4 separate regions of the Mus musculus genome follow, and regions 1, 3 and 4 are each linked to region 2. The links are chromatin loops, found by intact Hi-C in ENCODE. Cell type or tissue: left cerebral cortex. All regions are shown on one strand. Each heading gives the region's core, and the rest is flanking DNA. Links, peaks and the distances in the headings are about the cores only.

The links. Peaks named below come from ENCODE experiments on the same cell type or tissue, not always from the same donor. Only the 100,000 strongest peaks of a DNase experiment are listed, where the experiment ranks them.
Region 1: a loop joins it to region 2, with 3 times the contacts of the local background. A loop is called at or near these places in 2 of 42 quality-filtered maps.
Region 3: it touches region 2 in a loop (2.0-fold over the local background); 2 of 42 quality-filtered maps call a loop at or near these places.
Region 4: a loop joins it to region 2, with 4 times the contacts of the local background. A loop is called at or near these places in 14 of 42 quality-filtered maps.

What each region holds. Positions count from the first base shown.
Region 1 is chr6:87,000,388-87,008,201 of GRCm38, forward strand. Aak1 (AP2 associated kinase 1) reads left to right here. Exons shown (of 16, transcript NM_001378654.1): 16 at 1-2,840. Among named protein-coding and RNA genes, the nearest start is that of Nfu1, 5.5 kb to the right of the region's middle. In left cerebral cortex, for the core only: a CTCF peak has its summit at 2,568 (motif pointing left); DNase peaks (open chromatin) are centred at 2,296 and 2,553; H3K27ac peaks cover 485 bases.
Region 2 is chr6:86,846,162-86,853,975 of GRCm38, forward strand. Aak1 (AP2 associated kinase 1) reads left to right here and starts at 3,344. Exons shown (of 16, transcript NM_001378654.1): 1 at 3,344-4,054. The coding sequence starts at 3,892. It overlaps 2610306M01Rik (RIKEN cDNA 2610306M01 gene), which reads right to left and starts at 3,279. Exons shown (of 1, transcript NR_028298.1): 1 at 2,246-3,279. In left cerebral cortex, for the core only: a CTCF peak has its summit at 3,507; DNase peaks (open chromatin) are centred at 2,858, 3,094, 3,250, 3,694 and 2 more places; H3K4me3 peaks cover 4,379 bases; H3K27ac peaks cover 4,155 bases.
Region 3 is chr6:86,991,294-86,999,107 of GRCm38, forward strand. It overlaps Aak1 (AP2 associated kinase 1), which reads left to right. Exons shown (of 16, transcript NM_001378654.1): 16 at 4,547-7,814. The coding sequence ends at 5,670. Among named protein-coding and RNA genes, the nearest start is that of Nfu1, 15 kb to the right of the region's middle. In left cerebral cortex, for the core only: no CTCF peak of the experiment used is centred there; DNase peaks (open chromatin) are centred at 4,933, 5,535, 5,756 and 6,304; H3K27ac peaks cover 2,373 bases.
Region 4 is chr6:86,912,055-86,919,868 of GRCm38, forward strand. The region is part of intron 1 of Aak1 (AP2 associated kinase 1); the gene reads left to right. Among named protein-coding and RNA genes, the nearest start is that of Aak1, 66 kb to the left of the region's middle. In left cerebral cortex, for the core only: no CTCF peak of the experiment used is centred there; DNase peaks (open chromatin) are centred at 3,119, 3,647, 4,307, 4,575 and 3 more places; H3K27ac peaks cover 3,885 bases.

The sequences.
Region 1 (7,814 bases), core at 433-5,432, 150 kb after region 2:
TGGTTGGAGTCAAAACAAATGAAATGAAATAATGAAGTGAGCCTCTGTGGCATGCCAAGGCAAACGGATTGCGAATTCAAATTTATTCTAGCACAGGCAGCTTAGCAAGCTCTTACTATCGAACTTTAAAGCAGCTTGGTTTATAGTCAGGTGGGAGAGCACTTAGTTAGCACGTGTGACCACTGGGTTTTATAAAACTGAAGTCCCGGGAAACAGTGCAAGATGCTTCCATCATGTGATGGTGATCAGTCTCACCAGAGAAAGTGAGCAGAAGTTGGTGCTCAAAAGGAAATTTCAGTTAATACAGCCTGTTTTGTCCTGGCTTATTTGTGGAGTTGAAGACCTATGTACTGGCACATGCCCTAGTGTGTGTGCATATGTGTGCGTGTGTGTGCGTGTGCGTGTGTGTGTGTGTGTGTGTGTGTGTGTAACAGTCTTCTACTCACTAACCCATGGTATGTCTCAGTTTCATCTGGCAACTGAGTTCTTCTAAATGGTTAAGAAAATGCTGCCTTAGAGCCTGTTGTATATTTATGTGTTGGAGTCTGTGCTTATCAGTATTTTCAGCTAGTCTTCATTGTGCGTGAAATATTAGAGTGGTCTGATGATAAGAAATTCTGTATTTTTATTCTGTAAATTAGAATAATCAAAAAATGTATCAAATTGTATGATATATGCATTACTTCAAATAGGAAATGTAAAGTGGAAAACCAGGGACCAGGAGCTGCAGTGCCCTCCCCAGCAGTGAGTGGACAACTTCCAGTGGAGTCCATTTGGGTCCCTCAGATGTAGAGATGGTGCCCTCTGTGGTGTCTTTGGCATTCAAACTTTAGAACACATCCCAGTCAACTCCAAAATGGCTGCTAGTCACAGCATTTCTCTCAGCATCGAAGTCGTTATGGTGAAAGGTAGTCTGCAGGAGTGCAGTGGTAGAGGCAGGAGCACCTGGCACTTCTCATGGCTGCCATTTCCCAGGCCTCCAGGAAACACTAGGGTTATAAGTAGAATCATGTCATTTTGAGTTTTTAGTTTTTGAACCATAGCCTTTGTCAATATTTGTTTTGTTTTAACCACCAGAACACTTGAAAACTCAGTAAAAATTTCATTAAAGAAAAGCTTTCAAAATGTTTAAGAATAAAAAGTAGTGTCCAGTTATAGATGGTTCTGCCCTGTACCTGAGAGATCTCCGTGCTCCCTAGCCCTGTTTCTGCTCTCCCTTAATTATTCCCCCAGCATTCCCCTGACCATTCTGACCAGACCAATCAGTGGGTGCTCAACAGTCATACTAACTCATGGCTGTTTCCCTTGCTACTGCTGTAAAATGTCTGTTTAGGACTCAGGCCAACCTTGACAATCTAACAGTGAAATGGAATAGAGGACAGGGGAGGGTTGGTGGAACCCAGCCGTCCTCTGGAGATGGGGGGCAGCTCTTTCCCTGATCCTATGTGGCTCTAAAACGAGCACATATGTGAAAGGGCCTTAGAATAGCAAAAATAGCCAAGTTTTGGCCATGGGGACACACATGCCTGTATGGGGCGAGAGGTTCACTCTCAATTCAATGACTGTTGCCGGGCGGTGGTGTCTTACACCTTTAATCCCAGCACTTGGGATGCAGAGGCAGGCGGATTTCTGAGTTTGAGGCCAGCTTGGTCTACAGAGTGAGTTCCAGAAACCCTGTCTCGAAAAAACGAAAAAAAAAGAAATTCAAGGACTGTGTCTGGGCTGCATAACAAGACCTTGTCTCAACACACACACACACATACACACACACAGGCTAAATATTAACTACATGTGACGTAGGCCAAAGTCTCTGTAAGTTGTAATTTCATAGGTCTTGTCAGGTGTATTTCAGCAGTCTCTGGCTTCAGCAAGTGCGCCATTAATTCTGACTTGATAGTGCCCAGTGAGCATGGCCTGTGCTGCCTTGTGGTAGAACCATGCGTATATACATCAAAGGGATCAGATTCCTTTTGTCAATTTTGGCATTTCAGAATGGATTTTTAAACACCAGTCAAGGATAGGTCAGTGTTGGCTGATACCACATGCTTAGACTGTGTGAGAACCCTTGTCCAGTCTCCAGCACCTTCACTTTGAGAGACAGTAAAATCCTTTCCTTCAGAAGTGGTGATCCTGCTGTGTTCTGCAAGTCTACCAAAGATTCTTGTGAGGAGTTTCTCAGCGCCTGTGTGTGCAGACATGTACCCTCCTGCTTCCTTCACGGTGTTAGCTCCAGCCCCTCCGCTTAGTCATCTGCAGAGGGCTAAGACAGGACCGCAGGCAGCTGGCACAAGCAACTCTGTTCCCTTTGCCAAAACCTCCAAAGTTAGAAATGAAGTTGTTTGCGTCTGTGGTGAGGGAATTGACCAGCCATTGCTTCAGCCTCCTTCCCGAGTAAGCACCTTCTTGGTGCCTGGGTAGCCCTGGGAGGACAGTGGTGACCTGCACCACAAAACCTGCAAGACATTATTTTGAATGGAACATTTGATGTCATTTTTAGGGAACAGAAACCAAATAACAGAGGCCAAGGACCATGCGTATTTCAAGGAGGGAAGATGAGCGCCCTCTGCTGGCAGTATTTGTAGTTGATTGAGTGAGGAGCTCTAAGCAGCCTGGAAGGAGTGCTGAGGTCAGCAGGCCTCAGGAATCCTTAACATGCAAACAATCTTGAGGGGAAACCAGAAGGTCATTCCTAGCAGTTACTGTAATACCTCTCATTGCAGGCTGTTGGGTTTCTGTCGTTCACTCGGTGTGATTTATCTTATGTATCTGATAGTTTTTATGGATAATTGTTTGGGTTGTAAACTCCTATACTCTTTATTAAAATGAACCTAATTAAGAGACTTAGTTGTGTGTTTTTTCTTAAGTGGGATCTTCTGGGGATGAAAGGGTCCCTAGGTACCTGTCCCCAGCACAGATCCTGTGATGGATTCCGATCCTCCTGAACAGAAGCCAGTGTCAACACGGAGAGGCCCACAAGAACCCAGGACATTTCAAACCCCCTGCCATTTGGGAAAACCTACCTACCTAGTTTCAAATTTGAAGCAGACAGTCAGGGTGGTATTTAAACTTTCTTGAGCTTGACTTAGCAGGACTCCAGGAGACCTGGCAATGTACTGTGTTCATAGAGATGGTGTTGGCAGACCGGGAAGCCCTGCAGAGTTCTGGTGTAATGCATATGAGTGAGACCAAAGTGGCCTGAGTCCTCCGAGTTTACTTTACCATCTAAATATAAACCTCCACCTGGTTCCATGGTTTTGTTTTTAATTTTGCATTTTTTGGAGACAGGGTCTCACTATGTAAATGAGGCTGGCCCCAAATGACAGAAATCTGTCTACTTCTGCCTGAGATTAAAGCCATGTGCCACCCACCACAGCTGGCTACTTGTATGATTTAAATGTTCTTAAGTGTTAACTGGAGATGGGGATGTACACCTTTGGTCTTCAGCCCTTGGGAAGGCAGAGACAGATCTCTGTGTTCCAGGACAGCCAGGGCTATACATGGAGAAATCTTGTTTGGAAAACAAACAAACACCAACAACAAAGTTCTTAAGTGTTTCAAGGTTGCGGCCCCGGACAAAACTGCTTTCTTTTTTACCTGAGACTCTGCAGGTTCTCTGGGAGAAAGAGTCCCCCTGAGCTTTCTACGAAGAACAGGACTCCCAATGGAAAAAGCCAGGTAAAACCATACCAGATGGCTGAGGCTTGTCTGTCTAGATTCTTGTCTTCCCTTGTGTTTTTCCTTGAGTTCACCTTAGATTCAAGTTGTAGAATCTGGGCTTCAGTTTGTGTGGGCATAAATATTATGCACTGAGTAAAGATTATCCTATTATTATTCAAATGCTGATTTCTGTGCCCCCTTATCTGGTTGCAAAACATTGCTCCCCAATTATTCCCTGATTAGTCAGTAAAGAAGCTGATTGCCCAGTGACTGATTAGGCGAAGAAAGAGCTGGACTTCCTCCAAACCAGGGGAGGAGGGAAGAGGAGATAGGAAGGGGTAGGATTTGCCCTGGCAAGGGAGTCCTGGAGACACCATGAGAAACCACCTAGAGCCCAGAGAGCCAGATCAGTATTGAAACGCAACTATCACTGGTATTTTGACTGGGAGGTAGTCAGATTACTGTAGAGGATTAAATAGAGTAACACTGCTCAGTTGTTATGCCCTTGAAGCTTGTTAAGTAAACGTAATAACCCAGCCTTAATTATTTGGGAGCTAGCTGGGTTAAGAGGAAAACTGCAACAAATACTTATTAAAAATCCCCACTGACAAGTGTGCAGGCAGCATGAAGAAGGAGAGAACACTGCTCCCTGAGGTACTTTAATTAAGCCTAGCCCAGAGGCAGTCCACAGTCTCTTCAGCACACAGCACATGCTGTGTGACCTAATCCCTAGATCCTGGTAGGTACAGTGGGGGCTAGAGAGATGGCTCCACAGTTCAGCACTAACTGTTCTTGCAGAGGGCCTGAGTTCAGTGTACAGTGCCAACATGGTGGCTCAAAAACATCTATAACTCTACTATCGTAGGAGATTGTACTGGCTGGTTTTATGTCAACTTGACACAAGCTGGAGTTATCACAGAGAAAGGAGCCTCTCTTGAGGAAATGCCTCCATGAGATCCAGCTATAAGGCATTTTCTCAATTAGTGACCAAGGGGGGAGGGCCCAGCCCATTGTGGGTGGTGCCATCCCTGGGCTGGTAGTCCTGGGTTCAATAAGAAAGCAAGCTGAGCAAGCCAGGGCAAGCAAGCCAGGGCAAGCAAGCCAGTGAGTAACATCCCTCCATGGCCTCTACATCAGCTTCTGCTTGAGTTCTGGTCTTGACTTCCTTTGGTGATGAACAGCAATGTGGAAGTGTAAGCTGAATAAACCCTTTCCTCTCCAACTTGTTTCTTGGTCATGATGTTTGTGTAAGAATAGAAACCCTGAGTAAGAAGAGACAATGTCTCCTGCCAGCCTCCTTGGTCACCGCGTGCACTGGCACTCTGGCACTCACGAGGAGATAACACCTATCCACATTATACAAAATAAAAAACCCTGGAGATGTTATCATATGTGCTAAAGCATTTATCAGATAAGATGAGGATGTTACTCCTCCCCTACCCCTCCACTGTGTGTGTGTGTGTGTGTGTGTGTGTGTGTGTGTGTGTGTGTGTATCTAACTCAGCACACTTGTGTGTGGAGACCTGGCTGCTCTTCTACTGGAAGAAGGAACCAAATTGAAGCCATTTTGAACAAAACCTCCATTTTGAATAGGGGTCAAATAAAATTGAAGTTCTCCAGACCTCCTTGGGTTACTGACATCCTGCTTGGTCAGTTATGCTAGGCAAGTCACCCTGCTACAGTTGACTAACCCAACCAATGGAAACAGGATAATGACAAAGGCATGTTCCTAAGGAAGTCCCCCATCCCTGATTCCTGACTGGTGAGATCACTTGGCACAGATGTTTGTAGGTTTGAGGCTTTAAAACTCTATATTCTGGCTCAGGGTGGCAATCCAGCTCCTGAGTTCTGTGGCCCTGATTGGTCATCTGTTTAAATACTTCCTAAGATGAACATTCAAAGACTCAGTCAGCCACCCAAGTCTGTGACATTGTACCTGATTGGTCAGTTTTTGCTGCCTAATTCAAATAAAAATCTTGCTTTGCTGGACTCTTGTGCCTGCTTGGATTTTTTTTTTTTCCGATTTCTGGATCTTAACATCACTTCATTCATTGTGGCAAGGTCTGTCAATTAAACCCAGAGTCAGCTGATACGGCTAGCCAGCTTGCTTGGTGGATTCTCTGTCTCTGCAGACTGCTGGCTGCATCACCCAATAGCATTCACATGGCCTTTGGGGATCCGAACTCCCTTTTTCACATTTGCAGGGAGAGCATAGGATGGAATGGAGGGACTGGACAAGGAGCACACAGACATGCAGCTCTTGGTTTGTTGGTTACTTACGAATTCTTGTGTGTCATGTGCACAGATGTGCTTGCGTTTGGAGGACAGAGGTCAGTGTAAGGTGTTGTCTTAGTCAGGGTTCTCTAGAGTCACTGAACTTATGGACTGTCTCTATATATTAAAGGAAATTATTGGAATGACTTTCACTCTGCAGTCCAGCTAACCCAACAATGGGCAGCTGTGAATGGGAAGTCCAAGACCCTAGTAGCTGCTTAGTCCTATGAGGCTAGGTATTTTGGCTGGTCTTTGTGTAAACTGGGATCCTGAAGAAGTAAGTTCCAACAGATGTGCCGGAAGTAAGAGCAAGGAGCCCTTCCTTTTCCCATTGTCCTTATGTAGGCTTCCAGAAGAAGGTGTGGACAGGATTAAAGGTGTATACCGCCATGCCTGGAACTAACCTGTTCTTCACTTGGAACTTGTTCTGTCCTAGGCTGGCCTTGAACTCAGAGATCTGCTTGTCTCTGTCTCCTGGGATTAAAAGTATGTACCACCTTGCCTGGGCCTAAACTGTTCATGGCCGCTGTGCCTCAAGATCTGGATCAAAAGTGTGTGTCTTCCAGCCTCAAGGTCTGGATCACAGGTGTGCCCTCCATTTCTGGATTATAGTTCATTCCAGATATAGTCAAGTTGACAGACACTAACCAAATCTCTCCCTGAACCTGAAAGTCGAGAATTCATCAAGCTCCTCTCATCTCTACCTCCTTCAGCACCGGGCTTACAGGTGAGCTTATTTTTGACAAGGTTGCTGAGGATCCAAACTCTGGTCCTACCTGTGGCAGGCATTGTTCTCTCTAACTCCCTGATTTCTAGACACTGTTCTCAAGGGAGTCAGGTCTCTCAGGAGAAGCATGGATTCTAGGGTCTGAAGTAGACACAAGATGGCAGGAGAAGCATCTTCCACTAGTGCCAGACAGTAACAAAGAGGGACCCAAAATCTATCCTGGAAGAACTTCCGAGCTTAAAGCCAGAATAATTTGAGTTGTAAAATACATAGGACATATTGTAAATATCAGTGCTCTTATAGGGCATGGTGACACACTCCATTAGTCCCAGCACTGGGGAGGCAAAGGCAGGTGGATCTCTGGAACAGGAGAATCAGGTTGAGAGGGGAAGATGAGAGGGAAACAAGGGAGGGGATACAGGAGGGGGAGCTAAAAATCAAGAGCCATTTGAGCTTGTATGGAAACCTAATAGAGTAGAAGCTTCCTAAAATATATACACAGATGAAGGCGATCGAAATGAAATCTCCAAATAATAGGAGAGTCCCAGCTGGATATCTCTTGTCACCAAATGAAGTTTCCAGTACCCCAAATGGGCTACATCTAGTTGAGTTTTTGGCCAAAGGGGCCCCACAGGAACCCACAAACAACCCAGGTGGTTGCCAAGACTATAGGATAGAATGCTTTCCACAAACTTGGAAGGCCCTATTGCTGAAGACAATGCCCACACAACTCACTGAACATAGAGAAGTCAAGTTGGTGCCTAGAGCCTTCATCCCTACGTGCTAGCATCTTTGACACAGGAAGATACTCTGCATGCTGCCAAAGGAGAACGGTAAGCACCAACCCAGCCACTAACCCTTTGATCTACAATGGTGTCCTGCCTGCGAGATATGTTAGTGCAATGGTGGCACAAAGCTTGTGGGAGTAACCAGCCTATATCTGATTTGACTGAAGGTCCATTCCAGAACATACCTAACAGTGCTTAGGTAACTAAGAATCTGAGACTCGATAGCCCAGGGACCTAGGGTAAAACCAAGAACTACTGTTGAACTAAAAGAATATAGCAATAAAAATGACTCTAAACATTCCACTAACAGCCAAACAATATGCAGAGAATGACAGACCTTGAAACACTCAGCCCTAAGTAGGACCTCT
Region 2 (7,814 bases), core at 1,421-6,420:
CAGGGCAAATAATTCCCTCCAAACTTTAGAAGACAAACACGTCCACCAGCCACTTCTCACATCTCCAGAATTCATTCGAAATGGAAGGTATCAGTGTAACAGAATCTAATCTCCGTTGATACAGCCAACAGTATCAATTCTCCAGACACTGTAGCTGTGAGGGCTGAACAGGATGCCCTGTTAAGTGTTTAGGCAGTACCTGACACAGAGTTGCAGAGCAAGTGGGACATATCTAGTGCCTCCCAGACTCATTTCAAGCTCACCTGATTTAGTTTTTCACTTCAGATTATTCTTCTGTAGTAGCTAAAGGCAACTATTTAGTGCACACATGTACTGGTAAGAATCCACTCTACACAAAGACCGTGTTGGATGCCTAAGGAGGTAAAGAGAAGACAGCCCCTTGACTCTGAGACACTTCATTGCAAAGATGAAATGCTGGACAGGGACCCAAGGCACGGTCGGACGTGTTATAGAAAGTGTGTTAAGTTTGCAGAATGACTCATTTGAGAGTATCTTGTTCTTGAGAACTAGTGAGCTCTGGTTTTGTGGTTAATGGGTATCAAGATCTAGTGTTCTATGGTCAAAGCTCTAGAGAGCCACATAGATTCCTACTTGTGCTTAAGGCTTTTAGTCAGTTTCTTCCTCCTAAGTAGACAGGTTAAGTTTGAGCTCAGAAGCCAAAGTGTTTGGGCTTGAATCCTGGTGTTGCTAGCTGCTGCCAGTGTGATTCTGGGCTTATTATCTACCTTGTGATTCAGTTCTTCACCTTTAAAATGATCTTAAAAATAGTACTCTATAGCCAGGCGGTGGGAGCACATGCCTTTAATCCCAGTACTTGGGAGGCAAAGGCAGGCGGATTTCTGAGTTCGAGGCCATCCTGGTCTACAAAGTGAGTTCCAGGACAGATAGCCAGGGATATACAGAGACTCCCTAAACCAAAAAAAGAAAAAAAAAAAAAAAAAAAAAAAAAGAAAAAAACCAACCCCCCCCCCAAAAAAGTACTCTGTTTCATAGGTGACAGTGAGGATTAAATAATATAATATATACAAAACTAGAAAACCTGAGTAATAATTGCTATTAATATTAGTCCTTGAAAGGATGAAAACAATAGATTTAGTCTCCTATTAGTCACTTAGTTATTTCTGTCAGATTGTGATCAAGCTATACTTTAAAAACAAACCAACCAACCAACCAGTGTGTTCCAGCATTTGGGAGGCAGAGGCAGGCAGGTTCCTATGAGTTTGAGGCAGCCTGATTTACAAAGAGAGTTCCAGGCCAGGCAAGTTACAAAGTATGACAGCCATTTTCATCCCCCCACCCCCACCCCACTCGCGCATACACACCAGTCAATCAATGTATAGGAATGATTGCTGCAGTCCCCTTCTGTTAAACAGTGGTCTTTCACTCAGGCTGAGTGCCTACTAAAAGCATGTTACTCAGTGGGAGTAGGCTGCCTTACTCCTTCTGGAAAACCTTGACTGTCTGAAGTGAGGCTTGAGATTTGAGCAAACCTGGTCTGTACCAGGAGAGTGGAGAAAATTAAAACCCGATAAGGCACCAGGGCTCGATGGACAGACTAACAGACTCTTTAAAGGTCGGTCAAAATTAATGGTGCTGAGAAAGATGAGGGGCTGTAAGCCCACTAAGATTTCCCATCTATTTTAAGACACACACTAAGCTTCTGTAACAGAAATCAAGCCTTTTAAGGAAGGCGAGGAGAACACACCCTGGGCTGAGTTAGGAAGATGTTCCGCAGGTGCTGAGTCTCACCCTTAAGGTGGCTGTAGGATTGTGTGAACTGAGGTGGCAATACTGGCTCTCTCCGGAAGTTAAGATGCTATCTCTCTCCGGAGAGTTATATGACTATGGTACCACATGAAATAAGAAACCGCAATAGCCACCGCCAGCACAGCCGGACTCAATATTCAGATTAACCAAGAGCCATCTTTTTTTGTTCTATTTTTCAAGACAGGGTTTCTCTGCATAGCCCTGGCTGCCCTGGAACTCATTCTGTAACCCAGGTTGTCCTCGAAATCAGAAATCTGCCTGCTTCTGCCTCCCAAGTGCTGGGATTAAAGACGTGAGCCACCACTGCCCAGCAAGACCCATCTTTTTTTATTTCCTGGGGGCCCCCTTCTAGATCTTCCTCAAGTGCCTGAAGTAGAAATTCTGGGATGAACTGCAAGAGGGTAGTTGCATCTTTAAGAAGTGTGGGGAGCTGGTGGAAAAATAACCTATACTCAAAAAAGAGAAAAAACCATGTATTTCTTGGGGGAGAGGGCAGGGGAGGCAGGGATTTGGCACGACAACAACATCTTCTGTGAAGCAATCTAGGAGGAGAGATCTCAATTCCTTTCCAAATCCTTAGCATTTGACAGGTGCCAATCACACAGCCCTGTACTCTATCCGCACCCAAGCGATCCTTAGTAAACACAGCATCTTCTTGCGAAAGATTCTGAAGAGAAAGCAGTAGGTGTGTCTAAAGTTCCCTTTAAAGGCGTGAATATATCTGGTAAGGACCAGGCAAATCTGGGTCGGCAGAGGGCCATGGTTTGGGGTGGAGCCCAAGGATGGATGTAGCCTGGTCCCTAGATGCTCCGTGTACTGGATCTCCCGCAGTTCCTTCTTCGACCCTCAGGCTTCTCAGTTCTCATCGTGGTCGGGGACCGGAAGACACCTGCTTTGTTTCCTTCAGCACCGAGATTCCGCTCGGCTCCCTGCTGGCATCATACCCACTTCTCCCCAGCCCCCAAGCCTTCAGTACCTCCGCTCCCATGACGTCGGGGAACTCCCAAACCCAACTGGGGCGAGGCAGCTAAACCGCGTCCTTCAGGTGTCAGTCCGGACTCCTGTGAAACCACAATTCCCAGAGTGCCTCTGTCCATGAGGCCAAGCCATAGATAAAATGGCTACAGAGAGTGGGACGTGCAGCTGGAAAACTAGTCTCTGGTGACTTTAGCAGATGTACTTAAATACCCGAAGCCTCACTTCTGCACCACTCCACTATCATCTCCAGTCCCTGGAGACGGCGTCCGAAGGTGCGCTCGCTCCCGGGGCATCTTGGGAATTGTAGTCCAGATGCCAGATTACCCCGAACTACTCTTCCCAGGGTGCTCAGCGGCAGGACTACGGCAACGCTCTCTTCCAAGTGTCTCTGTCCCGAGTTCCACTGCTCTGGTTCCCTTCTTGCCATCGGTTTCTTTCGCTCTGTAGCTATAGCTGGTGCACCTGAGACGGCCCCTGAGAAGGGGCTGTGCGGCCCTGAGAAGCACTTCCGGTGGCAGGTCACTTCCGGGTGGGTGGTCGGAGCCGACGGGCGCGCGCGCGGGGGAGGGGCGGCCTCAGCGCGGCGCTCGGGGATCAGCTGGCGGGCGGGCGGGCGCCGAAGCGGCCCCGGCTCTGCGGCAGCGCCGCCTCCTTCGTGTCGCAGGCCGGCGGCCGTGGCCATGTCGCGGGGCTGGTAGCTGGGCTCGCCGCCGAGCGGCCGCTAGTGGGTGTCCGGGGCCCGGGGCGGGGGTCCGGGCAGGGGTCCGGTGCGTTTCCAGGGCTTTCCCGAAGAAAATGCACGCAGCGTTTCCTCTGGATGACGGCCTGTGCTTTCCCTAGGACCCGGCAGTTAGGCTCTGGAGTGTGTTACTGATTCATCCTCTCTCTGCCTCTGTCATCGCAGGTTTAAACTTAAACGATCGCTCCCCGAGGAGGAGGGGACCCGCCGCGCGATTGACAGTCTATTCCTGCAGGCGCCGTCCCTCAGCCCCCACCCCACGGCCGGATTCCCGGGGCTCTGCTCAGGGCTGAAACCGGAGAAGAAATCCTTAGATCTCTTTTCTTTACAACAAATACGAACCTAGAAACCATCGGCATTTTGCCTTGGCATTTCATATTGGAAAGATGAAGAAGTTTTTCGACTCCAGGCGGGAGCAGGGGAGCTCTGGCCTGGGTTCAGGCTCCAGCGGAGGAGGGGGCAGCAGCTCAGGCCTGGGCAGTGGTTACATCGGAAGGGTCTTCGGCATCGGGAGGCAGCAGGTCACCGTGGACGAGGTGTTGGCGGAAGGTATGTTGGGAAGCCAGTGCGCGGTGAATTAATCTCGTGTGCTGATGTGGCAAGACTCTGGTTTCTAGTTGTATGAATGGGTTTTGACCAACTGACCCTCCCTTCCCCCTCTGCACTTTCCTTGCGAGTCATTGTCCTTGAGAGAATTAAAACTCAGACTGGGAATTGACAGGGCTTGGGGGGGCAGTATTGCCCAAATAGTTTACCTCAGTGGCCTTTCATTTGGGTGGGTGGGGGGAGCGCGTGGAGAAATCTCTTCCTTTGACCGAATTATTCGGATCCTATGTGTGAAGTATAAGTGAAATGCAGGGTGGTGGTCTTGCCATTTCCCTGAAACTTTAAATTCTGATGCGGAGGCTGAAGGGTGGGGATGGGGAGAGATCTTAAAGGAGAGGGGGGCTTCTCCCACCTAACTTTCCTATTTCTTTAAGTAGGTAGCCAAAGAGGATTTCTCTGGGGACAGGAATGCATTTTTTGGTGTTTTGGTTAGGTTTGTTTCTTTACCCAACTGCAGTGAGGTCCCCAGGATGTGGCTAAGATAAAATCATAAGCGAATGAGATGGTTTTGAACTCAGACGCCTAGGCCTCTTTTCTCCTTTTAGTTTCTATTAAGAATGACTTAGGATTGGCTCTGGTTTAGTGTTCTCTCAGTTGGAGAGGATGCTGTGTGGTTTCTCTCGGTGTGTGCTCGTTGGTCTATCTGTGCTCCTGCAGATACATATTTTTCTGCCCCAGGCTTTAGGGAAAATCTTGAGTGTTTCTTGGGTAACCTTAACCTCGACCTTCGTAATTATGCCAGACTGATACTTTTCACAGCTCATTGCCTGCTTACTGTGCTTTTATTTTTAATAAAAGCAGCAATTTCCTTGGCATGAAGCAATTTAAACTAATTGGATAGGACCAGTCTGCTGTAGGTTGCGTTACAGCCTGCCAAGGCTTGGGTCTGGGGGAGGCCTCAGTGAAGGCAGCATGGTGGTAGAGGCTAGTCTATCAGCGAGGGAAGGAGGAATGAGAGCTAAGCAGCCCCTTCGAAAAGGAGGCTTTTGCAAGCTGAGGTTGAAGGAAGGACCTCTACCTGGGCCTAGGAACTGCCTGTCATGGTGAGTCTTGTAGGGTGGTGGACGGGTGGGTGGGAAGAGGCCAAAGCTGTGTTAGACTTAGTTTGTGTAAGTACTGGATTTGGCAAGGCCCAGTTTCTGAGGATACATTGAAGCCTATACTTAAAAAGCACAATTTTGAAGAGATATCTGATAATTTCCTTGTAAATTACTGCTGCTTTTTTTATTTTTTATTTTCCATTCTTAGTATTGTTCCGACTGGACTTAATCTGGGCCTGAGTTACAATCCTTTCTGAACCTTTCCTTGAGGATTCTGGTGCAGGGTGGGAGATGCTGCTATGTCTGCTGCCAGATCTGTACCTTGGAATCTGAGCTGACTCTTATCCTGTAGCCAAAGTCCTTGACTACAGTGGGGGGTGGGGAGGGAGAGGGGGGTGAGAGAGAGAGAGAATGAGGAAGGAGATGAGATCAGGAGGATGGCCTCAGAGCCCAGGAACATTTTTTTCAGCTAGGATGTTTTCTCATCACGTGTTGCCCTAAGCTTTGCTTATTCTCTGAGTCTGGAAGAGTGGTGGGAAAGAGAAAACACAGAATCAGCCTTTGTTTTCTAGGCTTCCCTGGAATTCATCCTGAGAGCTGCACATTGTGCATTCTGATATTTTAAAAAGTAGAACTTTGGGCTTGGATCTGTTGATTCATTCGTTTATTCATTCAGCCAACAGTCACAGAGTGCTTGTGATGTGGCCAGTTCTGTGCTAGGCTCTGGGGACATGATGTTTAACTAGATGTTAGCATTTCAGAGCTGTTTGAAGAGATAGAAAATGGACAGTTAGTGATAGTGTCACCGTAAGAGTAACCTACGGATCAGTTGCTACAAATCTTGTCCTTAGGGCCCCTCAGTGTTAGGGAGCTAAGACACGTTTTGTGGAATGAGCGAGTGTGGTAACAGCACGGGCTGAGGCTGTGCATGAGTGTAGCATTTAAAATTTGGTCTGGCAAATTTTTTGGCTATGATTGAGCTTCAGTTGTGGCCTTTGAAGTACGTGACTATGTAGGAGTCAGTATTTATGTGGCACTACTGAGTTCAAAGACACTGCTAAGGTTTAAAAGGGGTGAGAGATAGAAACTCTAAAGTGTGATGCGTGCCTTTTAAAATTAGCCAGTGGGTTTCATTGAGGTGCTGAGATCATGCTTGTGTTGTGCAAGGTAGCCAGGTAGCTACATCTCCAGCCGTGATGTCTGCCTTTAGGGAACTGCTAGTCAGTGTAGGAAGAAAATAAATTCATTTGTACATATAGTAGTGTGCTTATGGCCACAGATCCTATAGTCGGACAGATTTAGGGTCAATTTTTGGATTTGTTTTTGTTGTTAAACCTTTTTACATCGTGTGTGTATGTTTTCTCTAAGATAGCTCACCATTTCCTGGACCTGTTTTAAAAAGCATCTATTATATTATTACTACTATTGTTGTGCATGTATGCTGCACACAAGAATGTGTGTGCATGTGTCACAGAGTGCAGAAGTCAGAAGGCAGCAGTGTGATGTTAGCTTGCCTCTTCTACCTTTACATGTGTTTTGGGGTCTAGAATCAGATTGTCAGACTTTTGTGACAAGTGCCTTTTCTTGGTGAACCGTTTTGTTGGTCCCCTCTGAATCTTTTGTTTGTTTCTTTTTTCTCTTCTTTATATTTTTCTTTTCTTTTCTCTCTCTTTCTTTCTTTCTTTCTTTCTTTCTTTCTTTCTTTCTTTCTTTCTTTCTTTCTTTCTTTCTTTCTTCTCCCTTTCCTCTCCTCTCCTCTCCTCTCCTCTCCTCTCCTCTCCTCTCCTCTCCTCTCCTCTCCCCCCTTTTTTTTAAACAGTTACGCAACTTAGATGAAGATATTCCACAGGAGCGCTTGTTAGAATTGAAGATCTTTCTCACACCTTACTCTGTAGGTTGTAGGTGTGGAAGTTTAACAAGTTCTGGGCAGAATCTGACTTAAGCTAAAGTCCGAGTTCCACTGCCCTGAGGTATTTGAGGACTTAGTATGACAGTGTATATAAGGAATTTATCACTTTCAAAGTGATTACTTCGATACATGGTAGCTGTTATTTACCCAGTGACAGCGTGTTTAGAGTTAAAGGTGAGTGGGGAGCAGGTGAAGGCTGGTTTGACTGGGACAGGGCTGAGTCAGATGCTCTTTGCAGTACTGTGTGGGTAGCAGTACCCTTCCCTGTCTCCTCTTCTCCAAATCCTCAGGTTCTTATCTGTCCACCAGTTCCAGCTAGAGTTGCTGTGATAAGAGTTCTATACCAAGTACCCCAGGCACTGGCCAGGCCATAGGGTGGTCATAGTGGGAGTTTTCAAATGCAGACCTGATTATCACCACATCCTGTTCACAATTTCCTTTTCCCCAGTGTGGGTATTGGTCTGTGCTTCATAGTAAGAGACTGCCAGAACTCCAGGCATCAGGTGCTGGAGAAGAGGGGAATGCAAGGCTGCCATCTCCAGCAACAGCAGCAGTCTTTCTAGAATGGCTCTCTGGCTAGTCCTGGAGGAACATGGTTGTCTAGAAGAAGGTGAGCCTCGATCATGAATTAGAGGGATATGGACATCTCTAGGCTGAGTGCTTTCTTACCTGTAGGAGATGATAAACCATGTCTGAGTTAATAATCATGTGATATCAAGGGAAGATTTGGCTTAAGCTTCTAGAATGAGCTCAT
Region 3 (7,814 bases), core at 2,201-7,200, 150 kb after region 2:
TGAGACACTTCAGATACTGCAAGCTGATTCATAGCCCTCTCTAGAGACCATTTTACCAGTGCAAAATTAGACCGTTTCTTTCCATGATAATAATGGTTACCAAGTTGGATGTCCTTGGCTTTTGTGAACTGAATGAGTCCCAGTTGGCCTCCATTTCAAAGTCTTTAACAGAGATATCCTATGTAGTTTCCCCTGGGTTTCCTTTCTCTAAAGAGGAGGGTTGAGGCCTGTTGGCTGCCTGGGTAATGTCACCTTACGCAGAGTTCCCAAAGGTTGGTAGGAGGGAAGTCCTTCGTTGCTTCTCACTATGCTGCAGTGTCCTGAATTCACTATCTGTGGGTATTCTCCTCTGCCCTGTTGTTCAAGCCTTTATCACATGGATGGATTCTTACCTTAGGTCTTTAACTTGTCTTCCCCAGGGAAGCTAAGCAAAGTGATGTAATGAAGCTATCTTGTGCAGTAAAATGTGAAAAATGAATACTGCTTTGCAAGTATTGTATAAAATAAGTCTGTAAACAAATTTCTTATGTAAACATACAGAGGAATAAAGCTTTTATCTGTTCAAAAAGTGCATGATGTTCAGATGTGTAAATAGCTTAAGGTAGCTTTTCTATTCCTACGAAAGGACTTGAGCACATTACTTAAAGACTGCAAATACCAGTGGACAAAAGTGTGAGCAGCTGTGCAAGATGTCCTGAGGTTCAGTGAGTTATGACTACCCTGGGGAGTGAAGCCCATCACGGTCAGGAGTGAGAGACCTACCAACACATGTTAGCCAGGACCATACTTAGGTGACAGAGTGGTACCAATTAGCAACTGCTCTCCTCTAATTTAGTCTTTAATACACACCCAGGCCAATTGATTTAAACATGAGGATCCAAGAATGTATTTACGCCCTGGGAGAAATAGCTCTCTTTAATTGCTCCTGGCATCCTGCTCTGAGCTTTCTCACAATTGCCTCGCATAAGGGAGTACCAAGTGCTGGGGTTCCAGTGAACACCAAAGGTTGTAGGAATCCCAGGCCGCTCAGCCTGTATTCTAAGACACTGAGTTTCAGCGGAGGCCACGCACCTTGTTGGCACATTTTGCTTCTTAATCTTAATACCCAAGCCATTGCTTTAGACTTTGGCAAGACTTTGTTGTTGGTGTTCCCTGACGGGTTCTACAGTTAAGAGTGTAGAGACAATAAAGTTCTAACACACACTACAGAGTAGCCAGCCGGAAATTTTAAATCTCAGGTTTGGGGCCAGCCAGATGACTCATTGGGTAAAAGCCTAATGAACCGAGTTAGCAGCGCCATGGGGCAGAGGTAGAGAACTGTCCTGTCACCGCTGCTTGGACACTGTGGCACATGTTGTGCATGCACACAGTAATAAGCTTTTTTTTTAAATCTTAGATTTTGCTTCTTTAGGGAACACTCTAATGACCTCAGCGCCAATCACATAGTATGCCTGGGGTCAGGCATCTTCAGGAATGCCACACTAGTCTCTGGTCTCTGGGAGAGTGCAGGGAGTGGTGAGGATGTGGGAGCTCATGCTGAAACCTGTATAACTCAGATGGGGTTATTCCTAGATGTTTTGAAAACAAAAGGAGAAAGGACCCAGCTTGAGGGAGTTACAAGAGAATGCCTCAGGATGAACAAAAGCCTTGTACCCTTTAAGGCCAGGTCCTGGGCTAGGAGAAAAGGCGAGAGTTTTTGTTGTTTTGTTTTTGTTCTTTGGTTACAAGGTATCTGCTGTGACTGCCATTGGTAACTAAAAGAACTTGACCATGGCTTGAGGGTAAATTGGGTGGATCCTTCCTAGAAGCTAGGCTCCTTCAGCAGTAGTGTGCCATTGGCTCAAGGCCGTTTCGACTGCAAAGAGTATTCACCCTAAAAATACTTATAAAAGCACTTTCACCAAAAAGGTGAACAGCAGTCAAACCCTTAGCTGTCAGTAGGATTTTATATGCATGCCTTTCCCCTGAATTCTGTTGTTTGCCTGGTTAACACCACCAGAATTCTCTGGAGTCATAGATGTCCAGGTTCCCCATAGGGTATTTCTTTGGCCTTCAAAATGCTAGGCCTGGTTACTCTGCCTCAGTCACACTGCATCTACAAGAAATGTTGAGAGACAGGCTTTTCAAGAAGCCCCATCAGAGACATTTTCCGGTCAGTGAGACTGAGGAAATTGCTTCGAAACTTCTTTTGAATAACAAGAGTCTAGTTTTCCCTTCAGACTTGATGCTATGGTGTTTTATGATGACTCCACATTTTGTTGTTGTTGTTGATTTTGGTTTTTTGAGCCAGGTTCTCACTCTATAGCCCTGGCTGGCCTGGAACTTTCTGTATAGATCAGGCTAGCCTTAAACTCACAGATCTGCCTTGATATTCCAAGTGCTAGATAAAAGGAATGAATCACTCTACCCAGCTGATTTTGAACTTTTTAAAGCTGTTGGTATTTTAAATATAAAATATCTTACTATTCATTTCAAAAGCCAGAGAAGATGCCCTGAGTTGGTGGGTTTTCTCCTGGGTTCATGACTCAAAGCCTTCTTGCTACTTGACAGAGTAGTTTGCATGGGATGGCCATGTTCTTCATGTCCCATTATGGATGAGGGAGTTTTCCCTCGCTGCCCCATAGGCATTGACAGCATTGGGCCCTGGGTCTCCAGGTCGATAGCTGCCTTTTGCAGTCTATATGTAATTCGGTTTGAATGAATCCAATTTCAGTTCCCTCAAGCCACTGACTGCAGTGAAAACTGTCATTTGATGATCAGTCCATACAATCCCAGGTTCAGTCACTGACTTGACCCAACGTTCTGTCTCTCTGTGCTAAAGGATACTTTGCTCTGCTCCATAGCCAGCTTAGAAGCACCAGCATTCAGGTGGTTGTGGGAAGGAGAAGAAGTGTAACTTAATTTAACAACTGAGGCTGACCTGTAAGGAGGGTGGCCTATGGACTCTTAGGATCCTCTGAACATTTCTTTGTGAGTTTTATTTTGAAAGTTAGTAGTTCCACCTACCCATCTGTCATTTTAGTTTCCTCAGAATTTGTCACCTGGGCATCTCTGAGATAAATCTAACCTCAGTTCTCTTGCCTGATAAATTAGAATTGTGTCCATATACACTGTGAGGGGACAGGAAGTCTTTATTTCCTACTGGTTTCCGTATCAGCACTTCAGTGCGCTCAGCAGAGTCACAACGTAAGGAAAGCCACATCATCAAATGTCACTCAAAAAGCCACACTGTACCATATAGAATTCAACTTATAATTTGAGTGTAGAAATAAAAATGGGAGGGGGGACCTGAAATGTATTTATCGCCAACTGTTTAAAATAAAGGGCTGCTTTTACAAAGTTGCAGGATTTAAAAAAAAAAAATGTTAGGTGCCCCCCTCCCCCGAGTTCTTGACAGCGCAATTCCTCAATAAGTAACTGGTTTCCCTATAAGCCCGGCTGTGTAGCCCCTTCCTCTGTGCTCTGTGTGCTTAGTTCAAGCCCACAGAGTATGGGAGGAATTCCTGTCTGGCTAGCTATTCACTGGGGTGGAGGAGGGTGGGGGAGAGGGCCTGGTGGGGAGGGAATAGCCAAAAGCTAATATCCTCGTGGGTTGGGACATTCTGGTGGTATTTCTTTTTTGAGCCCATAAAGAAATATATTTTGTCCCCACCCCCACCCCACCCACCCTTTCTCTGGATTCTTCTTGCTTAGTTACATATGCCTTTTTCCTACCCTCCTGCTAACATGTGCCCAATGACATACTTCTAACCTGCTAATATGTCTTGGAAGGTAAGCTCTGTTGCATTCTGATAATTGTCTATTTGATTTTAAAAGCCAGTGCGCCCAGAGGCACCTCTACCTACATCAGCACTTGTGCTAGGATCTGGAGTTTGCTAGTAGTTCTGCTTAAAGAAGTCAATGGTGGGCTCATTAAAGAGAACTTTGCTAACCTGGGACACTAAAAACAAAATTGTAGGGCAACTCCAGCCAAAGTTGATATCATCTAGTATGACTTGGAAAGTACCCTCAGTATTTGCATGGGGCATCACTTGCTCTGTGAGTACCATTTGCAGTATGTCATCAAGAAAGCGTGCACTTACTGGCAGCCGAACTCCGCTTGTCAGCGGGTCTGCCCCTCTGCACGTGGAGCACATGCAAGATGCCGAGTTAAGTTCCTCCCCAGACAGTGGTTCTCCATAGCCCAAGTCTGTCTGGTGTGCGTGGAGAAGAATGACTGGGCTGCTTTCATTTGCCTCTGAGCCAGGTAGAGCAGGTGTCTGTGCCTGGCCTGCAGTTAGGAGTGTTGCCTCGTTGCTCTGAGTGTCGGTGTGCCTAACACATTCACCTTCCCTGCCCATTGTGTCTTATCATGATCCAAAGTGTGAGGTGATGCTTGCTCTTCAGTCTGTGTGCATTTACCTTGCTTGACTTGTTTATTTTTCTGTTTTTCCATTGTCAACATCCATCCTTTGGTTCCACGATGTGTCTGCTCCGTTGAACATTAAATGTTCCAAAAAGCTCTGGACCAGCATCCACATTAATTCTGAATTTTATGCTTTTCTAGGTCTCCAGAGAGATCCCAGTCCTTGTCCTGTAATTACTGTAGAGCACTTTAAAGAATCCATGGGCACCAAAGGCCTTCCCCTCTACCCAGATCCCTGCAGAGCTCCTGGCACAAAGACTCAGAACACCTTAGCATCTGATTCTCTGGCCCGAGAGGGTCCTTCCAGCAACAGCTCCTTCCACAGCAGTGAGGAGGAGGGGACTGACCTGGAGGGGGACATGCTGGACTGCAGTGGGTCTCGGCCTCTCCTGGAGTCTGAAGAGGAGGACGAGAACTGCCGGCCTCTCCAGGAGAAGCTGGGAGAAGCCGCCCTGTTCTCTGAATCTGGAGTGTGCACTGAGCCAGAAGAAAGGGGACAAGGCGGGAAAAAGAGCCAGTTCTTGCCAATCAACCAGCGAGCCTCAGACGATCTTGGGGAGCCTGATGTCTTTGCCACAGCCCCCTTCAGGAGCTCTCTGGTTCCAGCAGACGACGTGGACATTTTCTCCAAAGCCCCTTTTGTTTCCAAGGGCAGCGTAGCGCCTTCCCAGATGGATGAAGTAGATGTGTTCTCCAGAGCTCCTTTTACCAAGAAGAGGAGCATGGAGGAGTTCCTGGCTGTGCAGGGCTCCTCACAGGATTTGCCGATGCAGGCAAACCTCAGTCAGTCCAACGAAGGGCCCCTACTTGCAGGCCGAGATAGAGCCATTTACACCCCTGCACAGGCGCAGTATCCTATGACTGGCTTTGCACCGCAGGCTGGTCTCCCCTCCCACTCTGTCCAGGTGGCAGACCATTTTGATGGCAACTCTCCCAGGGGGTCTCCTATGAGCTCTGGGGGCCATCCTGTTGACAGAAACAGAGGACTGCAGCCCCAGAAAGAAGCCTTCTCAGGCCCAGCAGCTGGCAAGCCATTCCACCCCCAGGCTTTATCCAAATATTCTCGACACTATAGCCCAGAAGATGAGCTAAGTGCAGAAGCCCAGCCCATTGCTGCCTACAAGATTGTTTCACAAAGCAATAAGCAGCTGCTAGCTGGCTCTGTGTCTGTCACATCCCTGTCCTCCAGGACTACAGAGCTGGCCACTGCTGATCCTTTTGCTTTAGCCCCCTTTCCTTCAAAAGCAGGCAAACAGAAACCCTAGGAGCAGAGACGAGCCTGAGGCCTGCCTCCACCCACCCCACCAGCACCCACCACACCACTCCTGGCTGGCCTTTCAAGGAGCAAATCCCACCCACTGTGACCATGCAGTTCCCTGCCTCAGAGCAGAATCACTTCAAGGCAACTAGCCAAGTTGCCACGAGACCTGGCAGAAGCTCCTTATGTCACATGTACTGCTTTGGTTTATATTCATACCCAGGCTTGTAGATGGTTGTGTCACCTTCATAGAGGCCTTCCACCGCGCTCAGAACTCTGATTTTTCTTTTTTTTCTGCCCAGAAACCTTTTTAATCCAGGAATATTTTACCCCTAGTTAACAGGGGCTATATTATACCATGACTTTGAATTCCTACAGCTCCTGTTGGAGTCACTTGTATTGAAGAATTAAGATTGATCCCTCCAGGACTCATCAATACTCTTGGAACAGAGAAGTTTCTAGAAAGAAGAGCAATACAAACCTACTGCACATCTGAAGAAGTTAATCTTTTAGCTACTCATCATTCATTCCTATGGAGCCAGCACCTCGCAAAGCACTCTGGGATCTGTCACCAAGTCTGTAGGAGCCAAGCTGGCCCTGTGCACAAGTGTCTGGGTGCATACTGTGGGTCAGACTCTGTGTCGAGTAAAGGAACACACAGATGGGAGCAGCATTCTGCCTCCCACGGTCTACATTTAGACTAGTGTGGACGCTTGTATGCTCATGCATATGAGAAACTCTTGTCCTTTGAGTGAAACCACCATGCCTACCTCCATTAGCGAATCACTCGTTTTTCTTGCATTTGCCTGTTGACCTGACTTGAACCTTGGCTTTATTAGATTTTTTTTTTTTCTTCTCATGGTAGAATTGAAGTTGTTGGACAATTTGGGGCAATCCTGCTGGAACTGACTGAGGTGTCAGAGTGAATTTTTTAAATTCCATTTACCTGGTTTTGAAAAAATCAATTTCCTAAAACTGGACATGGTAGATACCTAATGAATGTAATCCTAGCACTTGGGAAGCTGAGGCAGGAGGATTGCCACAAGTTAAGAGATTAGTCTGGGCTTAATACTGAATTCCAGGTCTCTATATCTCAACACCTTCTCCTTCCAGCCAAAAAAGTCATCAGTCTTTGTGTTTCCCTGGCAACAGGGGAAGAGAATCTTCAGAGGTCCAGCCACGGGGACTCCTGCCTGGGTACCATTGTTGTGAAATTCATTAATCAGGAGCCCAAGCCACAAGCTAAGTTTGCCTGTTATTTCTCCCAAACCCTTCCCATACACCTCTACTGCCTCTTAAGTGGGTACAGACCTGAGACCCGGAAGTAAACTGAGAATGGAAAAGAGTTGGTCAGTTGTCCTTGCAAATCTTTAAATGATCTGTGCCTTTCAGATGTTCCAGTAGAGCAGACAGGTGACTGGCTGCGTGTTCAGGAGTGTGTTTTTATATCTGGACGGCTCTGACCATTCCTAGTGGTTTTCATGTCCTTTATTTTTACTGCCTTAGAATAAACCCTGACTCCATGAGGCATCCACTGAGGAAAGAGTTGCAGCAAACCCAGGTGTGCACTCATGGCTTCTCACAGACACTGCTTCCACTTGCCTGCGGAAGTGTGGAGAGCTGTGTGTTGCGCTGGATTAGTGATGGAAGAAAGGCTAGAAGCTAGGCACAGTAGCGTACCGCTGCAAACAGGGCACTCGGGTGGTACAGAAAGAAGGAATTCCAGGGCAGCCTAGACTGCACGACACACTGTCCCAAAAGAGAAAATCCATCCAGGGCTAAAGCCTGAATGCCAGGCTGCACTTGCAATCACTTAGTTGTGATAGCCTTAAAATTTGAAAGTCAGGGTTTGGGTGCACAAGGCAGCAGCAGAAGATATGCTTAGCTTGCACAATGCCCTGGGGTCTGTCGTCAGTACACAAAAACAATACAGTTAAATCTAGAAGTCTTGACGGTAATATAAGAATGACTATTTTTTTATGATATCAGGTACTTTTAACCCCAGAACTTGCGAGGCAAGGACAGGTGGATCTCTGTGAGTTTGAAGCCAGCCTGTCTACATAACAAGTTCCAGTCCAGCCAGTGAGTGAAACCCTGTCTTTAGAGGGGGGTAGGGGGCTATTTTTCCCTCTTTTCTTCATAGCATTCTCC
Region 4 (7,814 bases), core at 1,691-6,690, 66 kb after region 2:
GTGCTGGTGTGAGCCACCACGCTCAGACTCTTCGTCCCTTCTGTTTTCTTTCTTCCTTCCTTCCTTCCTTCCTTCCTTCCTTCCTTCCTTCCTTCCTTCCTTCCTTCCTTCCTTTCTTCCTTCCTCTCTCTCTCTCTCTCTCTCTCTCTCTCTCTCTCTCTCTCTCTCTCTCTCTCTCTTTCTTTCTTTCTTTTTGTTTTTTTGAGACAGGGTTTCTCTGTATAGTCTTGGCTGTTCTGGAACTCATTCTGTAGACCAGGAACTCAGAAATCCACCTGCTTCTGCCTCCCGAGTGCTGGGATTAAAGGCGTGCACCACCACGCCCGGCTCCTTTCTGTTTTCTTTAGTGATTTATTTTTCAGGTACTGCACTTGGAAGACAGGCTACAACACTGCCTTTGTGGTTCAAAGCATTCAAAGAGTAGTTCCTTCTTGGTCTTAGCTTTACTGTATTCTAGATCATCATAGCACATTTTGACTGAAAGCAGAGGTATCAGCCAAAATGTGCAGCAATGAGGAAACTAGAGTGACTAGCAGAGAAAGGTCCTATTTTATAGAGGAGGTGTTGTTTAATGTTGTTTTAAACTTCTTTTACAAACAGAAAATTGGAACTGGATCTTCCAGCCAGTGGGAATTATCATTATCATTGCAGAAGCTTAGGGGTGGGGACGAGAAGGCAGAGGACAAGAGAATATTGGGAGCCGTGGCTGGGTGAGGAGAACTACTCAAATCCTTAACGATCTGAAATCAATCCGGCATGAGACCACAGGCCTATAATCCTGGCAGTCCTAGTGCATGGGAGGCTGAGACAGGAGGATTGAGAGTTTGAGACGAGCCCAGACTAGACTGATACCCTGACTCAAAATAAATAAATAGATAATAAATAAGAAAGAAAAAAGATTCACTTTCGATTCTATGTGAAGTTGTAAAGTAAGTAAAACTAGTGATAGATTTAGAAAATCAGAATACTGGTTACCACTGGAGAGAATGAGTGGGACTATCTGGAGGGGAGCCCACACTTTCTGTATGGTGAGAGACTCTTATATGTTGGTGGAGCTTGAGCTGGGTGTGTCTGCATTTCTCAGACCCCATAAAATAGTATCCCAAAAGCTCATATATTTCACTGTAAATAAACCTTTGTTATCTCCTATCCCCAAAAGAACCTGTAAGCCCCGAACTTATTAGTGGGGGGCGTGGAGGGAAGCAGCCAGCAATGCAGTCATTAGTCCAAGGTTTTCTGGGCAGTCCACTCACGCTAAAAAACCTGACGTTTGTTGTCAAGGGCAGCAACAGTAGGAAACATCTTTGGGGCTCAGGAGACTGAAAGTCTTGTTGGACAGTGCCTGTATTTGGTGTTGACCTTTCCTGCTCAGTTTAACTGTTCTACACATCTATATTCTTTGTAAACACATACCCAGGCAGGCTTTACTTTACTAGTGCCCTGTTTATCCCAGTCCTGTCAAGCTGACACCGAAGGGGGCAGGAGCATAGCTCAGTGGCAGAATGTGTTCTTAGCATGCTGGAGGTACTCGATCAATTCCCAGCATTGAAAGAAAAAAAAGAGAAAAGTTTGACACCTCCAAATTAACCATCATAGGCCCATGAACATTAAAACTATGTGTGCTGAAACATGTAGAGTTAAGTGCCTGAGGTCTTACTGACTTCAAAGTAAGTAACAGGAGTTGTGTTGGCACAGATAGATGGTAGATGGCAAAGAGTCAGCAGAGTGCTGACTGTGGGCAGTGAGTGGTGAATATGTGAATGCTTGCAGTATGGTCTTTGCAGCTTTCCTTATCATTAGTTTATTTTAAGATCTATCTATCTATCTATCTATCTATCTATCTATCTATCTATCTATCTATCTAGATCTATCTATCTATCTATCTATCTATCTATCTATCTATCTATCTATCTATCCATCCATCCATCCATCCATCCATCCATCCATCCATCCTGTGTTTGTGTGTTTATGCCATGTGTTTTGTGTATAGGTCCCCAAGGAGGTCAGAGGCGTTGCATACCCAGAGCTAGAGTTACAGGCAGTTATGAGCTTCCTGATAGGGGCTCTGGGAACCCAACTCTGTTCCTCTGCACGAATAGTATGTACTCTTAACAGCAGAGCCATCTTTCTAGCCCCAGGGGGAAAAAATCTATATGACAATGGTCCTGAGGGTAAAGGTGCTTGCTGCCAAGTTTAATGACCTGAGTTCAATCATAGGACCTCTAAGGTAGGAGAAAGAAACAATTCGCTCAAGTTGTCCTCTGTCCACACAGATGCCTTGGCACTGGTAGACAAAATTAATTTGTAAAAACTTTATTGATTCTTTGTAAATTTCACACCATGCACCCTAATCCCACTCATCTTTCCATCCCTTCATATCTTCATATCTTGCAAAAGCCCTTGCAAACTCCCTCCCCCCAAAAAGAAAAAAAACCAAACTGAAACAAAACAAAAATATCTCACTGTGGAAGCTGTTGTGTCTTAGTGTGTCACTGTGTGCCCTTTTGTGGAAGCTGTAGTGTCTTGGTGTATCACAGTGTGCCCTTTTGTGGAAGCTGTAGTGTCTTGGTGTGTCACAGTGTGCCCTTTTGTGGAAGCTGTAGTGTCTTGGTGTGTCACAGTGTGCCCTTTTGTGGAAGCTGTAGTGTCTTGGTGTGTCACAGTGTGCCCTTTTGCCCAAATAACTTTACTTGCATTTGTTCAGTGCACTGACTCGTTGGTCGGATTCAAGGCCTCTGGCTTCTGCTACCCTGTCAGTAGTGGATCCTCACCAGGACTCCTCTAGATATCCTGTTGTTGCCCTGTGTCATGGAGATCTTGCAGCTTTGAATCTATAGGACTGGATCAGCCCCTTCATGAGCTCCAGCAGTTTATAAGGTGGGGTGAATGTTGGGGTGGGCCAACTCAGAGCACTGAATCTGGGCCTGGGTGGAAGCTGAGTTGGTTAGCACATCAGCTTCCCTGTGCCCTGAACATTGGGGCCAAGACTCCTACTTTGCCCCGTGAAAGGTGGGGCCAGCTCCCTCACTTCGTGACCTCAGGGCCTACTCTCCAGCTTGCTGCAGGTGTTGGGTGAGTGTGGGTGAGATGGGGATGGGTCTTTCCCATGCCACCTCATGGCAGACAAGGTGCTGGGCTGGCTTTCCCACTCTCACAGCCTCCAGGCCAGCTCACCCACATGCCACAGATGGTGAGGGATAGGGAGTAATTTTTTTTAAGATGAGAAAAATATAAAGATTCTGCTATTGCATTTAGGAATTTAGACTGTGGCTTGGGGGCTTCATTAATGCTCTTAAGAGAAGGTACTAGATAACTTTGCATATTTGAAAAGAAACTTAAGACCCATTTTTTTCTGGAGGAAAAAATATAACAGGAGCCAAGGGAGGAGCATGAGGGATGGAGCTGAAGCGATTCTAAGGCTAGGGTGTGGAATGGTGAAAACTTAGTGAACCCACTTGATTGGCTGTGTAGGTTAGGGTCAGACTAGGTTGGCTGCAGTACTAGGTGAAGGGACTCAAGGGCTCTATGTCACATCCCTTTGATGCCATTGTGTGTGGTCTTTCTAGAGCTGCAGTAAATGTGGAAAGCTAAGAAAGCTTTAAGCAAGGTGTTAAGCTGATATGTTCTAGTATGAACAGTTGTAGCAGAGATAGTGCCAGACAGGATTTATCTCTGCAGAGCCCTTAAGAAACTGTTCACAGGTCCTGGTGGAGCTGGAGCTTGGAGATCTGCTTTCCAAGGGTAGACATGGCTTCTGGCTTCTTTCTAGGTGTTTGCCAGTGGAATGACTCTTTCTCCGTGAGCTGAGGATGCCGAGGGACTGACCACGGGGCTGATGATTTCTTTTCCTTACCTGAAGTGGGCTTTCATTTCCAGCACAAGGGCTTTGTTGTTGTGTTTCTTTTGTTGTTTGTTTTGTTTTGTTTTGTTTGTTAGAAGGGATCATTTACAGACAAGGATGAGTGTGTCTTACTGTTTTTATGAGCCATACTGTGAGCTCACTGCCTGAGCAAGAAGGGTATAGACACCTTTGTCCCATGCTGTCCTAAGGTGCTGGGATGGACAGAGAAGTTGTTTCCTCTTTGGGAAACTTTATCATCTTTTCACAAAACAGACATTCTTGAGTCTAGCCCTTCTATCCCTTTTTATATTCTGAGAGAGTGGGAAGCTGGGACTAGGTAGAGATTCTGTTGTTGCTGTTTTGATTTGGGAGCTTTTACAGTGCTAGGCAGACAGGTTTTCTGACTGAGTATGTGAGCACTTGCTGTATGGCTGGCACAGGGCTGGTGACAAGGTGCCACAGTGAATCAGTCGTCATGTCTGCTCTTGGCAGTTTATAGTGTACAGAGGAAGAAGGGATCAGACCAGGAATTACCCATCTAAGTATTGAATTACACTTATATCCTAAAGAAAAAGATGCTGGCCACAACGTGGTACTGGTACCAGGGACAATCAGAGAGGTAAGTCAAGGAAAGAACTTCTAGAAACTTAAAGGGTAAGTAGGAACTAACGATGCCGAGAGAGAAGCATGTGCAAAGAGACTGTAGGCAGGCTGAAGTATGCACAGCACTGTGGAAGCAGGGAGGCTCCTACTGGGATAGGGCTATGTGACTAAGCACTGGCAGGCTGTAGTATCTAGAAGAAGCTAGGACATGTCTTTGAGCCTTCCAGCCATAGGCAGCAGGCAGTGTTTTCTCAAGGAGGGCTGAGATGCTAGCAAGGAGTTTCAGACGGATGAATGACATTCAGTATCTGTTTCCAGATCACCTAGCTGCAGTGGGAGAGTAGAGTATGGTTCTTCTGACCAGGAGAAGCAGCTGTGGATTTTAGTGAACAGAGAATATGACTGAACCAGTGTCTCCTCACCACTTTTTACATTTTCCACACAGCTAGTTTATAACAACAGAGCAGTGAAGGTGTAGCCAGGTAGCACAAGGAAGGCCCTCTCTCTATCATACTTAGCTGCTGGTAAGCCAGGCTAGTTTATTTTGGATCCTCACACAGAATTCTTTGATTTCTTCAGCTCTTCTTTTTTTGTTCTAAGCAGGCAGGTGCCTTTGGTAAAGGTGGTATTAGAGGAGGAATTTTTTTCAACCCCCTAAGGGAGCTTCCTGAACTGGAGATGTTCCTTGACCACTGCAGGCCTACAGAGGAAGAGGCATTTTGTTTCCATCGATCCTGTAGTTTGCCTGGGCTGTTGCTTGGTTGGGTTCTGAACCCCTGACAGTCTTGCCATTCTCTGGCCCCGTGCCCACAGCCCTGCTGGGAAGAGGGAGTTGAATACCTCAAGTGTCCCCATCTGGGTGTTCTTTCTGCTTGGGGAAAAGACTGCTTTGATATGTTCCCCAGAAGGACCTAGCACATGGTGATTTCAGGCTGAGGCGAGAGAGACTGACTTTAGAAAAACAAGCCCAAGTCTCCCCTGCAGTCAGTGCAGGCACTCACGTCACTGACCTTTTCTCCTGGGCGGGCTTTGCTGTGCTCTTGCCATCTGTTCTACAGCTTTAAAAATCATCACTCCTTCTTTGGAAACTTCTGGCAAAGTTGTCTTCAGTGTGAGTCAAGTGTGGATGGTGTTTGTTAGCTTCTTGGTCATCCCTGTGTGGGCTCAGAAACCCTGTGGACAGAACATGAAGTATGCTTGCCTAGAGGACTCTGCCACGATGGGTAACGGTTAGGTGGGGTTTTTAATACAGGGCTTCCTACCTCTCACACTCTTAGGAAGACAGAAGCATGACAGGGTATGTAGCTCAGTCTTAATCTGGAGCCCAACTTGATTAGGATTTAGGAGACTTTCCCCTCCTTTTAGCCTATTTGTCCTCCCAACCAATATTTTATCTATCTATCTATCTATCTATCTATCTATCTATCTATCTATCTATCTATCTATCTATCTATCTATCTATCTTTGCCTAGCATCTTTTGTAGAACTCTTACATAGGGAAAGGTTGAGCTGCTTTGCTTGACGCTAGGAAGGATGCTGTGTGCATCCAGTCAGATTTCCCTTCCCATGTCCACTGTAGAACCTCAGCATAAAACATTGACCTTGATCTCCATGTCTGCAGTTAAGGGAATGGAGGCCAGAGAAACAGTGGTGGGCCAGGCCACCCTTTCATAAGCCCTCAGCTGATGCACTTCCACCTCGGCTAGGTCTCCCCTCCTGACTCTTTCAAAGACTCCTATTTCCTGATTCTCTCTTGGGTAATTCAAAGAGGAGCTGCACCCACCAAGCACACTCACGATGTTTGCTGCTATTTAAAGGGAGGCATGCTTGCATTGAGAGCCAAGAGTACCGAATGGGCCTGCAGGACCCATTCCTCCTTTTGGAATCCCTGTTCCTTTGACCTTTGTCTTGTTGATCTTAAGCAGGTAAATGCCATTCTCAAAGGTGTAGATAGGATCTGGGTTAGAAAGGTAGGTTTCTTTTTATGTGCAAAAAATAAGCTGGTGCCATATGTCAGATTTTTATTGCCTAGAATTTTGGCCCTGCTTAAAAATAACAGCAAAACCTCTTTGGCAGCCACTCAAAAAACCCTGTCTGAAAGTCAGGATGGGCGTCTGTCCAGCTTCTCAGTTCACACTTCTCATGCCTGCCCGGTTGCACCCAGCATTGCTCAGATAACCTCAGGGCTCTCTGTCTGTTACCTTTCCTCCCTGAGTGCAGGTCACTGCAGTAGGATATCCTAGGCTGCTGCCACCTTCCATGATTCCGTGTCTGATGAAGTGGCAGTAGAGGTCCTGCCTCCACTGCAGTACTGTTTATGGGTGTCGACTGTCAGGATGAAGTCCCAGGAAGATTTTCTTTGTTGTCTTTGAAAAGTTTCTCTTTGACATTGTGATCTTTTGTTGGTATGAGCACTGAGAGATTTTGCTCCAAGATTATATAATTTTCCCAGCCACGTGGAGAGACTGTAATCCATGCCCTGTGTACTTCACTGGCCTTACAAACACAGAAGCAGGGCCATCAGTTCTGTCCTAGCTTGTATCAGACGGATGCCTGTATTACAAATTCTCATTACCAGCAGAGAGCTAGACACTTTTGGTGTCTTTATGTATTTGAGAAGTAGAGGACCTCGTTGTGTCATTAATTTCTTTAGCACCTCCTTGAATCTGTGCTGATTGAAGCCTTTCTCAGGAAAGTATTAGGAAAGCAACTCATGTTAGGGCTTTCAGTGATATAGGATATGTTAGAAAATGCAAATGAAAATCACAGTCAGATGAGGACACATGAAAATGAATAGCTACAATGAAAAGATCTGTAACCATGGGCTGAGGAGGACATGGAATTAAAACTTCCATATGGCTGATAATCACTGTGAGGGACCATTAGGGTGGTTAAACTTGTCATGTGGCTGAGGAATGACTACGTATATGAAAAAGGCCTTCCTTCTGTACAGATGTTTAATTTATAATAGCACAAAGCTAGAGACATTTGCATGTCCTTCCATAGTGGATGGGTAAACTATGGGCGTCTGTACAATGAAACAGTTGAAAAAAAAAAAAGCCCAAAATTGCTGATACCTGTAACAATGAGACTGAATCTAGAAATATGCAGTAGGAAAGAAGCCAGGCATGAGAGTCTAAGCTGTGTGATTCTATTTAGGCCAAGCAAAGCTCAGGTACAGAGAAACTAGAGCTCACATTGCAGGGTTTGAGGAAGAAGAGGAAAGAACGATCTGCAGAAGCCGCTCCCTGTTGTGATGGTTGTGGGAGTGCATGATGCTGTAAGGCCATTGTGATGTGTGTACAGTTGGTTTACAAAGAAAACCACAAATAGATGAGGGGTCTTGTGGAATTTCTTGCTAATTACCTCT